Linked DNA regions of Homo sapiens: region 1 is linked to region 2. A link is a contact called in ENCODE Hi-C or POLR2A ChIA-PET data. All regions are on one chromosome and are shown on one strand. Each heading gives the region's core, a stretch centred on a gene start or an enhancer-like site at or near the end of the contact. The rest is flanking DNA. Distances are from core to core; before and after follow the strand shown. Region 1 holds the start of KLHL35 (kelch like family member 35). Region 2 overlaps ARRB1 (arrestin beta 1).

The links. Hi-C counts contacts between places; a loop is a spot of excess contacts on that map. ChIA-PET counts read pairs that join two places held with the same protein, here RNA polymerase II (POLR2A). Pooled maps may share reads with other maps.
Region 1: a loop to region 2 is called in a pooled map, with 4 times the contacts of the local background. The contact joins the promoter of KLHL35 here to the enhancer-like site in region 2. A Hi-C loop is called at or near these places in 2 of 168 maps with a recorded cell type or tissue (PC-9 and endothelial cell of hepatic sinusoid), 1 of 37 single-sample maps with no recorded cell type and 9 of 50 pooled maps. POLR2A ChIA-PET finds 5 or more read pairs at or near these places in 2 of 52 experiments (naive thymus-derived CD4-positive, alpha-beta T cell and naive thymus-derived CD8-positive, alpha-beta T cell).

What each region holds. Positions count from the first base shown.
Region 1 is chr11:75,429,297-75,434,615 of GRCh38, reverse strand. It overlaps KLHL35 (kelch like family member 35), which reads left to right and starts at 1,413. Exons shown (of 7, transcript NM_001039548.3): 1 at 1,413-1,573; 2 at 3,986-4,867. The coding sequence starts at 3,987. RefSeq lists an enhancer at 1,889-2,775 and silencers at 4,064-4,303, 4,384-4,433.
Region 2 is chr11:75,325,918-75,330,514 of GRCh38, reverse strand. The region is part of intron 1 of ARRB1 (arrestin beta 1); the gene reads left to right. Among named protein-coding and RNA genes, the nearest start is that of MIR326, 7.0 kb to the left of the region's middle. RefSeq lists enhancers at 1,138-1,227, 3,424-3,956, 3,957-4,488. Within about 2 kb of position 1,659, at least 22 of the 41 ENCODE cell types and tissues checked have a DNase peak (open chromatin) inside an H3K27ac peak, as active enhancers do.

The DNA.
Region 1 (5,319 bases), core at 164-2,663, 100 kb before region 2:
CAGGAGGGTGGGGACAAGTGCGCTGGGTCTAGGTTTCAGTTCTGACCCTATAATCTGAGGAGGAACCATTCTCAGGAATGAATGGGAAAGTGGCAGAATGGTGCCTCCCCTTCCCTGGGTCCGCCATGGTGCCAGTGGCTGGGAGCCGGTATCCTCATATGGTGGATGGGGAGACAGTCTTGGAGAGGTAAAGTGACCTCCAAAAGCCACACAGCTTAGAACAGGCCAAGCCAGAATCCCATCCAGACTCTGGCCCCAGCGCATATGTGTGCCTCCCATAAGCTAGGAATGACACGCAGAGGGGGAGGGCTCCTGGGTCCAATGTAGGGCTGGGAGTGGGACTGGCAGGTGCCCTCACAGCCACATGAAGGCATTCTGAACCTCCCGGCTATGTTGGGACAAGCCCTCAGCACAGGGAGGCCTCTTCCCCATGCCAGGAGTTTGGCTTTGACTTCTCCGAGCTTTGGACCTGCCTGAGGAGGGCCCATGCCCATGCCCAGGACTGGGGGCACCTGAGCTGAAAGCCAAAGTACAGCCCTGGGACCACAGGTGTCCTTTCCTTCCAGTCCTTGGGACCTCTGCTGTCTGTGGGCAGGAGTCAGTGGTGGTGTCAGAGCAGGCCTGTAACTCCCCTCTTTGTCCTGAGAGTCTGCCTGGTCATGGGTGTGACCTGAGGGAAAAGGGGGAAGCTGAGCCCCAGCTCCAGCCTGCATCAAATTAACTCCATGCTTCCTGGGAGCCAAGGGACGTGTCTCTTCCAAACAGGGATCTTCTGGATAGAATTCTTGGGGTCTAGGAGATTCTGGCACCTTATAGGTAAAAAAGAAAAGAGCCCTCTGCAAATGTTGGAAGCTCCACTGGGCCCCCACAGTAACCTCGAGGACCGGCCCTCCTGCCCCTGCTACTGAATGTCTGGCAAGTGCTCTGCTTCCTGGGGCAGAGGTCAGCTCCCGCCTCTCCCTGAGCTCAAGGGAATGAGACTCAGAGCCACTGTGCCCCCCGCCCCACATGCTTAGTCACATTGGCATCTACATGGTCACACAGCCACATGTCCACACGCAGCCCAATGCTACACAGTCACTTCATTCCATGTACTTCCACAATCACGCATAGTCACCCTGAAACCTACATGCCTACAACTGCATGATGACACCCCTCCCACACCCCAACTCCAGCACCACACACCTTCGAACCCATCGTCATTCCGGGACAAGGCCAGCACCAGGTCACCCCCAAACCCAGGCATACCAAATCCTGGAGTTCCACACACAGTCAATCCCACTCTTATGCCCCCCCTTTCTTTCCCTCCCTCCCAGGGCTAGTCCAAGAGTGGAACAAAAGCCCAGCATCCCCCTCCCTGCTCGCTTCTCCCTTCCCCTCCCTTCCCCTCCCTCCTGGCGTCCAGCCCCTTTGTCCTCCCGCAGCTGAGCCCGAGCGAACAGCAAACGGGAGTCTGGGCAGAGCAGCATGAACACTGGAGCTTGGGCTGCCAGGGGTGCGGGCGGCAGGCACAAACGGGAGTGATACCTGTGAGAGCAGCAGCTGCGGAGCACTTGGGAGAGGGTATGGCCAGGTAAGTGCCAGGTGCATGGGGCAAGGCTTAGGCTGCAGGGCTGACCCGGCTGCGTGGTGTCCGCAAGTCTGAGATGGGGAGGATGCGGAGGAGGTGCTTGGGTAATGGCTTCAAGTGGATGTGGGTGTGTAAAAGAGTGATGGTGGCATGTTCGAGTCAGCTTCTATAGGCTGGGCCCTTCAATCTGCATCATGACCCCTGGCTTGAAGTGCCTAGACTCAGCCGAGAAGGGAGGATACCCATTGAGCCCTACCTGGGAATTTTTACCTTCTGTGTTCCAACTGGGTGTCGTTTGACCCCCAGACTGGGGATCCCCAGAGTGAATGCTGGATCTGATGTCACTGTGTGTCCAGAGTGCCCAGCGCAGTAGACAGTAAAATGAAAAAGTACTGACACACTTCCTAGGAGGGGACTCTTTCTCCCCCAGGGAGCTGCTTGTGCTGTGGGGCACCTTTGCAAGAAGTCCATCCTTATGCTGATGAGACCTGCCCTCTTGAGTCTCAACTCAGAGCATGGTTGTGCTTTCTGAGCCAGTGGAGGACAGACTGGTTGCAGCGTGCTGTGATGACCGGTCTCACTTCCTTCCACCGGTCCTGGCTGCTCCTTGGGACACACCCCCACCCTGGCAAGTGTGGCATGCAAACCCTGGAGCCAGGTGGATTCAGGATCCAGTCGCTCTACTTGGGCAAAAGTAGTTAACTTTCTTGCCCACCAGGGAGCTCATCTCTCATGATGCTGACCAGGGGATCCGCTGCCCTGGATGACCAGGGCATGAAAGCCAGGCTGACACTAGGCGGGATCTGACCTCCAGAGGCAGCAGAGCAGCTGGGAGCAGGAGGATGGAAGGAGAGGCAGGGCGCAGAGGGTGGACCTGAGCCCCCTAGAGTAAGCTGATGGAAAGGAGGGAGCTCCCTGTCCCTGGAGGTGTGCAAGCAGAGGTTTTGTGTTCATAATGGCCAAATCATAACCAGCATGGCCCAGCCCCTCAGTCTGCAGAGCGCCTTCACAAACACCCCTCTGCTGAGCCTCGCCGCAAACTTCTGAAGGGCGGGTGTCCTGTGTGTGCTTGTTTCCCTTATGACAAACTAAAGGGGCAGGTGTGGGCTAAAGAAACTTCTCAGCTTGTGAGGATGAAATTAAATTATGTCTATAAAAGCAACTGGCACACACAGTGTCCTCCCTTCCTCTTGAGTAAAAGCAATATAGGGAAACACCCATGTAGCTCGTACTGTGTACTAGCACTTTTCATACAGCCCATGTAATAGTCATGAAGCCACAGCCCTGTGAGGTAGGGATGATGATCCCATTTCAGATGAGATAACTGAGGCCAGGGCGGGCAGGTGAGAGGAGTGACTTGCCCCGGCCACACCGTAAGCCTGTGGCAGGCACTGGGTTAGAATCCCCATTTGTCCCTAGAGTTCTTTCCACTTTCTGACGGTGCTACCTGGAGAACACCAAGAGAACTCACTAGAGAGAGGGCCAGCTTCCCTCAGCCTGGGCTCTAACCTTTCAGAATTCGCCCATCCTTCTCAGCTGGAAGGTTCCCCTCAGGGACGCCCTCCCTGACTCCCCTCCACCTGGGTCCAGCGGCCCTTCTATGAACTCCCCTAACACCCGGTGCCTCCCCATGGCACCCCCGCCAGGCTGGGAGCTCCGGGCACACCGTAACTATGGTTGTCTTGCTCACTGCCTGGCACAGAAAGGGCTCCCAATAAATACTTGTCGAATTCGTTTGCGCGAAAGCTGTGTGTATGATGCTGTCTGTCAGGGGAGTGCTCAGGGTGTGGTCAGTGTCCAGCACCTACCGGAGATCGGCAGGAGACAGGCTGGATTGAGCAGAGGGCGGTGGAGTTATTGTACCCTCTCTCCCCTGCACATGCACACACTGGGTCTCTGTGGGGCAGCCTGAGTCCCTTGACCCAGGGCTTCAGCTCCTGTCACGGGACCCTCCTTACACAGATATATTTCCAGGTTCCAGTAACTTCCCTGCTCTCCCGCTACAGACCCCGGGGCGGCCAAGGCGCCCTGCTGTTAGTATCCTGGGACACAGCCCTACTCCTACTGGAGTCCCTAACGCCTACTCCGCTGTTGAAAATAGTTCCTTTATTAGACCCTCCTCCGATTACCCTGTTTGAGAGCGTGCCATCTGTTACCTGCAGATATCGATAGGAAAACGCTTAGCAAGTTTGAAGAACCGAAAAGGGCACTGTGTCTGAGTGGGTAGGCAGGGCAGAATGTCGCGCTGGTGAGGCGGGGCTGGGGCACTGTAGCCGTAAGGAACCTGGATGCTGAACGGAGGGGAGAGTCGCTGAACAAATGGTCAAGAGAGGAAATAAACGGATGAGGGCTGTCGCCTCTCCCGGGCGCAGCCAGGTGGCTTCCCCGACGCTGTTTGTGTTCTCTCCCCGGCAGGATGCGGCAAGGCCATGCGCCGGAGGAGTCGGAGCCGGGCTGCGAAGCGCCGTGCGCGGGTCCGTGCCACGCGCAGCGCGTGCTGCAGGCCCTGAACGCCTACCGGCGGAGCGGCACCCTCACCGACGTGGTGCTGCGCGCCGGCGGGCGCGACTTTCCGTGCCACCGCGCGGCGCTCAGCGCGGGCAGCGCCTACTTCCGCAGCTTGTTCGCGGCCGGGCGGCCCGAGCGCGGCCCGGCCGTGGTGCCAGTGGTGCCAGTAGCTCCCGAGGCGCCAGGCACGAGCCCGGCCGGGGCGGCGGCGGCGCTGGCCGTGGTGCTCGACTACGTGTACGGAGCGGGCGTGCGGCTGCGCGCGGAGGACGAGGCGGCGGCCGTGCTGGCGCTGGCGGAGCGGCTGGGCGTGGCGGGCCTGCGCGAGGCCTGCGTGCGCTTTCTCGAGGGCCGCCTGCGCGCCGCCAACAGCCTAGCGCTGCGCCGCGTGGCCGCCGCCTTCTCGCTGGCCCCGCTGGCCGAGCGCTGCGGCCGCGTCCTGCGTCAGGCCTTCGCCGAGGTGGCGCGCCACGCCGACTTCCTGGAGCTGGCGCCTGACGAGGTGGTGGCGCTGCTGGCGGACCCCGCGCTGGGCGTGGCGCGCGAGGAGGCCGTGTTTGAAGCGGCCATGCGCTGGGTGCGCCACGACGCGCCGGCCCGCCGCGGCCAGCTGCGACGCCTGCTGGAGCACGTGCGCCTGCCGCTACTGGCGCCCGCTTACTTCCTGGAGAAGGTGGAGGCGGACGAGCTGCTGCAGGCCTGCGGCGAGTGCCGCCCGCTGCTGCTCGAGGCTCGCGCCTGCTTCATCCTGGGCCGCGAGGCCGGTGCGCTGCGGACCCGGCCGCGGAGGTAGGGCCGCCATCCCCTAGCTTCCCGCCCTCCGTTCTTCCCGCCTGCTTCCACCGCTCATTCATTCTTTCATCATCTTTTAGTACTGCCTCTTGATGATATTCAGTCATTCGTTCAACATTTTAGAGGCTCGGTGCCCATAATTCTGCCCTTGAAGAGTTAACAAGCCAGTGAGGGAGATGCAGAGACCCCACAGCTGCGCACACTCTCTTTGGCCCATGCAACCGTAATTCCGAGTACTTACTACTCTACGCAAGTTCTGTGCAGGGTGCCGGGATGCGGAAGTGATTTGAAAACACTCTTTGCCCTCTGGGAGCTCGCAGTCTAATGAGGGATAGAAATAGGCAGGGGCATGGGGAAGTAGTGAAAGCAGCCTGCCCCACCTTTGGAAAGCCAGACTGGGAGGCTCTGGGCAGAGTAGCCCTTAATCATGCCCCCAGAGACGACACTCT
Region 2 (4,597 bases), core at 410-2,909:
AAGCAAAGCAAATAACTTGTCCTTAGGAGGCTGGGCTTGGCATAAACATTTACATATAGCCAGGGGCCAGCCCAGGGGCTGGGCTCTTTCCTGCAGCCTTTGGAACAGAGAGATTAGAGGATCAGGGTGGTGTGGGGTGTTATGGGGTGGGGTGGGGAGAAACAGCTTTCCTTCAACAGCTTTTCCTGGACTCCTCCTTAGCCCTTGAGATGCTGTGCTTATGCTTTCTTTCAATCTTCCTAATTACCCAAGTAGAGTCCCTGTTTGTAGTTGAGGAATTGAAGGCTCAGCTAAGTTCAGCAATTTGTCTGAACACACAGCTTGCAGGAGCAGCAGGATCTGAAGGTTCACGTGGCAGCTGTGTAGGTAAATAGACTAGAAGAGAGAGGCTAGAAGTTGGGAAATGAGTGACAGATTGTTCGTTCGTTCATTTATTCATTCAGTGCAAATTTGTCAGGCCTCTGTCATGTGTGAAAGGGAGTCTGAGAGGCAGTAGTGACTTTTTTTTTTTTTAGAGACAGGGTCTCAGTCTTGTCATTCAGGCTAGAGTGCAGTGGTGCAATCACATCTCACTGCAGCCTCGAACTCCTGGGGTCAAGTGATCCTCCTGCATCAGCTTTTCAAGTAGCTGAGACTTGTAGCACAGGTATGTGCTACCATGCCTGGGTAGATTTTAAAATTTTTTGTAGAGATGGAGTCTTACTATGTTGCCCAGGCTGGTCTCAAACTCTTGGGCTCAAGCAATCCTCCCACCTTGATCTCCCAAAGCACTGGGATTACAGGCATGCACCACAGTGCCCAGCCAGTAGTGATTATTGTGACTGTTCGTCCCCACATGGAATGTCAGAAACCCTCTGAGGATGGTCCCATTAACAGGCTAATGTGTGGCAGAAGGTGGTTTCGTGAAAGGCCAGGAAGGCAGTGGTCCGCGTAGTGGTCATAGTCACACCATCTTACACAAAGAGACAGCTTGAGTGGATGTAGTCTTTAACAGGAGGGGCTCTGCAAGGACAACCCACTCCTCCCACCCTAGAATCTGGAATTCTAGATCCCTGAACCCTGCTTTTAGGCAGAGATGGCTCAGAGAAGGTTTGGCTCAAGGTTACACAGCAGCAAGGTTCAGTGGCTCACACCTGTAATTCCAGCACTTTGGGAGGCCAAGGCAGGAGGATCACTTGAGCCCAGGAGTTCCAGGCCAGCCTGAGCAACATGGTGAGACCCTCCATCTCTATAAAAAATACAAAAAATTAGCTAGACATGGTGGTGCGTGCCTATAGTTCCAGCTACTCAGGCGGCTGAGGTGGGAGGATCAGTTGAACACAGGATGTTGAGGCTGCAGTGAGCCCTGTGAGCCGTAATTGTTACTGCATGTCAGCCTGGGTGACAGAGCAAGAACTTGTCTCAAAAAAAAAAAAAAAAAAAAAAAGTTACACAGCAGGAAGGAATGGTCCCAGCGAAGTGCTGTTTCTAGTGTGTTTACATTTGAGAGGTGCAGTGACCAATTTGCATGGGAAACCCTTACTGGCTGCCCCACTCTCTTCAGGGCTCTGAGTTCAGTGTTTTCTGACGGCCCTCTCAGCCCAGCCGTTCCCGTTCCACTCAATGGTTTTGCTGTGCAGATCTCTGGAGCCATCTGCTGGGGGCCATCTTCCTCTGTGCATTGAGGAATACTGGGATCCAGGGAGGGCAGGAGCAGGGCACTCCTGTCTATACGCATCTTGGATGTGGTATGCCTGGCCCCTGGCCCTGGATCCTGGGACTCCTTGGCTGGACAGGAGCCCATCCCAGAGGGTGAGACTGCAGCCTCCAGGCCTCTGCAGCTTCAGACTATAGTAGAGTCTGGGACTTGGCCTGAGCTGTCCACACCAGGTGGCCAGCAGTTGGCACAGAGCCCAGAATGTGGTAACAGATGCCCAGGGAAGGCATGACACTTGGGATGGGTGAATGGCTGGTGGGAGACAAGGATGTAAGAAGGGCACTTTCATTTGGGCGGCAGGGGCTTCAGTTCAAGTCACCATCTGTATCACAAATGAACCTCAATGTTGTCTTCTGGGGAATGGGGATGAACAACTGTCCTCATTCACAGGGTTTTAGGGAGGAGGAACAGGCAGCAACTGACTATTCACAATAGCCAAAAAGTGGGAACAGACAGCCTAAATGCCCATCTGCAGATGAATGGATAAACAAATGGTGGTATATCCATGCTGTACAACATTATTCACCCATGAGAAGGAATGAAATACTGATCCATGCTATAAAGTGGACGAACCTTGCAAACCTTACGTGAAATGAAAAAAGCCAGACACAAGAGGTCACCTATAGTATGAGTCAACTTGTATGAAATATCCAGAATAGAGAAATCCATAGAGACAGAAAGCAGACACTGGTAGTTGCCAGGGGTTGGAGAGAGGAAAGAATGGGGAGAGACTACATAGTGAGTAAGGGGTTTTACTTTGGAGTGATGGAAATGCGTTGGATCTAGATAGAAGTGGCGGTTTTGCACAACGTTGTGAATGGACTAAATGCCACTGAATTGTTCACTTTATGTATTTATTTTATTTTTATTTATTTATTTGTAGAGACAGGGTCTTGCTGCATTGCCCAGGCTGCTGTCAAACTCCTGAGCTCACCCAGGCGCAATGGCTCATGCTTGTAATCCCAGCACTGGGAGGCCAAGGTGGGCAGATCACCTGAGGTCAGGAGTTCGAGACCAGCCTGGCCAACATGGCGAAACCCCGTCTCTACTAAAATTACAACAATTAGTATGGTGTGGTGGTGAACGCCTGTAATCCCAGCTACTTAGGAGGCTGAGGCAGGAGAATCGCTTGAACCCAGGAGGCAGAGGTTGCAGTAAGCCGAGATCACGCCACTGCACTCTAGCCTGGGCGACAAGAGCAAGACTCAAAAAAAAAAAACAAAAACAAAAAACAAAACAAAACAAAAAAATAAACAAACTCCTGAGCTCAAGTGATCCTCCTGTCTTGGCCTCCTAAAATGCTGGGATTACAGGCATGAACCACTGCACCCACCTCAATAAATTATTTTTTCTGCTGGTTGATGTGGTTCGCACCTGTAATCCCAGCACTTTGGAAGGCTGAGACAGGAGGATTGCTTGAGTCCAGGAGTTAGAGATCATCCTCGGCAACCTAGTGAGACTCTGTTTCAAAAAAATACATTTTATACAATTATTCTTTTTTTTTTTTTTTTTTTTTTGAGATGGAGTTTCGCTCTGTCACCCAGGCTGGAGTGCAGTGGCGCCATCTCGGCTCACTGCAAGCTCCGCCTTTTGGGTTCACGCCATTCTCCTGCCTCAGCCTCCCGAGTAGCTGGGACTACAGGCACCCGCCACTGCGCCCAGCTAATTTTTTGTATTTTTAGTAGAGACAGGGTTTCACCGTGGTCTTGATCTCCTGACCTCGTGACCCGCCCGCCTCGGCCTCCCAAAGTGTTGGGATTACAGGCGTGAGCCACCACGCCCAGCACAAAATTATTCTTAAAAATAACAAGAGTCTGGGCATGGTGGCTCATGCCTGTAATCCCAGCATTTTGTGAGGCCAAGATGGGCAGATCACTTGAGCTCAGGCCTTTGAGATGAGCCTGGGCAACATGGCAAAACTCTATCTCTACTAAAAATACAAAAATTAGGCATGGGTGTGGTGGGGCATGCCTGTAGTCCCAGCTACTCGAGAGGCTGAGGTAGGAGGTTGAAGCTGTAGTGAGCCATGATTGCAGCCCTGCACTCTAGCCTGGGCTGGAGTGACACCCTGTCTCAAAAAAAAAAAAAAAAAAAGACAGTAATTTTAAAAAGGCAGTGTGTAGTAAGAGGGGATGGGGTTGCGATGAGACATGGGCGTTAGGGTGAGACTGCTGGAGACGGTGTGTGGGAGAGAGGCTGTGGCAGGTAAGGGTGCTGAGTGGGAGGCAGAGTGGTTAAGACCAAGGTTGACTGCCAGACTTCCCACACTGCCCAAGCTGTGTGGCCTTGGGCAGGTTATTTAACCTCTCTCTGTTTCAGTTTCCCTGTCTATAAAAGAGGAATAACAAAATTTTTATTATGAGAATCTTCATCTTTTGTTATGGGAATCTTAATGTTTCCATTAGGATTAAATGAGTTAATATTTGTAAAGTGCTTGGCACAAAGTAAGTACTACGTGTTAGCTGCTGTTGTTATCACTCATTCACATTTTTATTTATTTGTTCATTTACTGCACACCCACGCTGTGCCAGGCCCTGGGCTGCTTTCTGGGGACGCAGCTGCAAGCATGACTCAGTGCCTCTCTCAGGAGCTCTCGCACATCCTCCGGCAGCACCCTCCTCCTCCCAGCCTGGAGCCTTGGCTGTTAATGAAAATTCTTCATCACCTCCTGCTTCTCCAGAGCTGCCTGAGCAGGCACCACCTCCCCTGGGACCCTGCAGAGCTCCTTCAAGGCATTAGAAAATGCCCTAGGCTTGGGAGCTGGTGCCCTAGGTTTGAGGGGACCTTAGGAAAGATCCTAGGCCTTAGTTTCCCTACCTGTCATGGGAGAGGTCAGCCTGGCTGAGCTCTGAGATTCTTCTGTTTTCTAACCTCCAAGCCTCTGAGTCAGCCGGCCCGAGT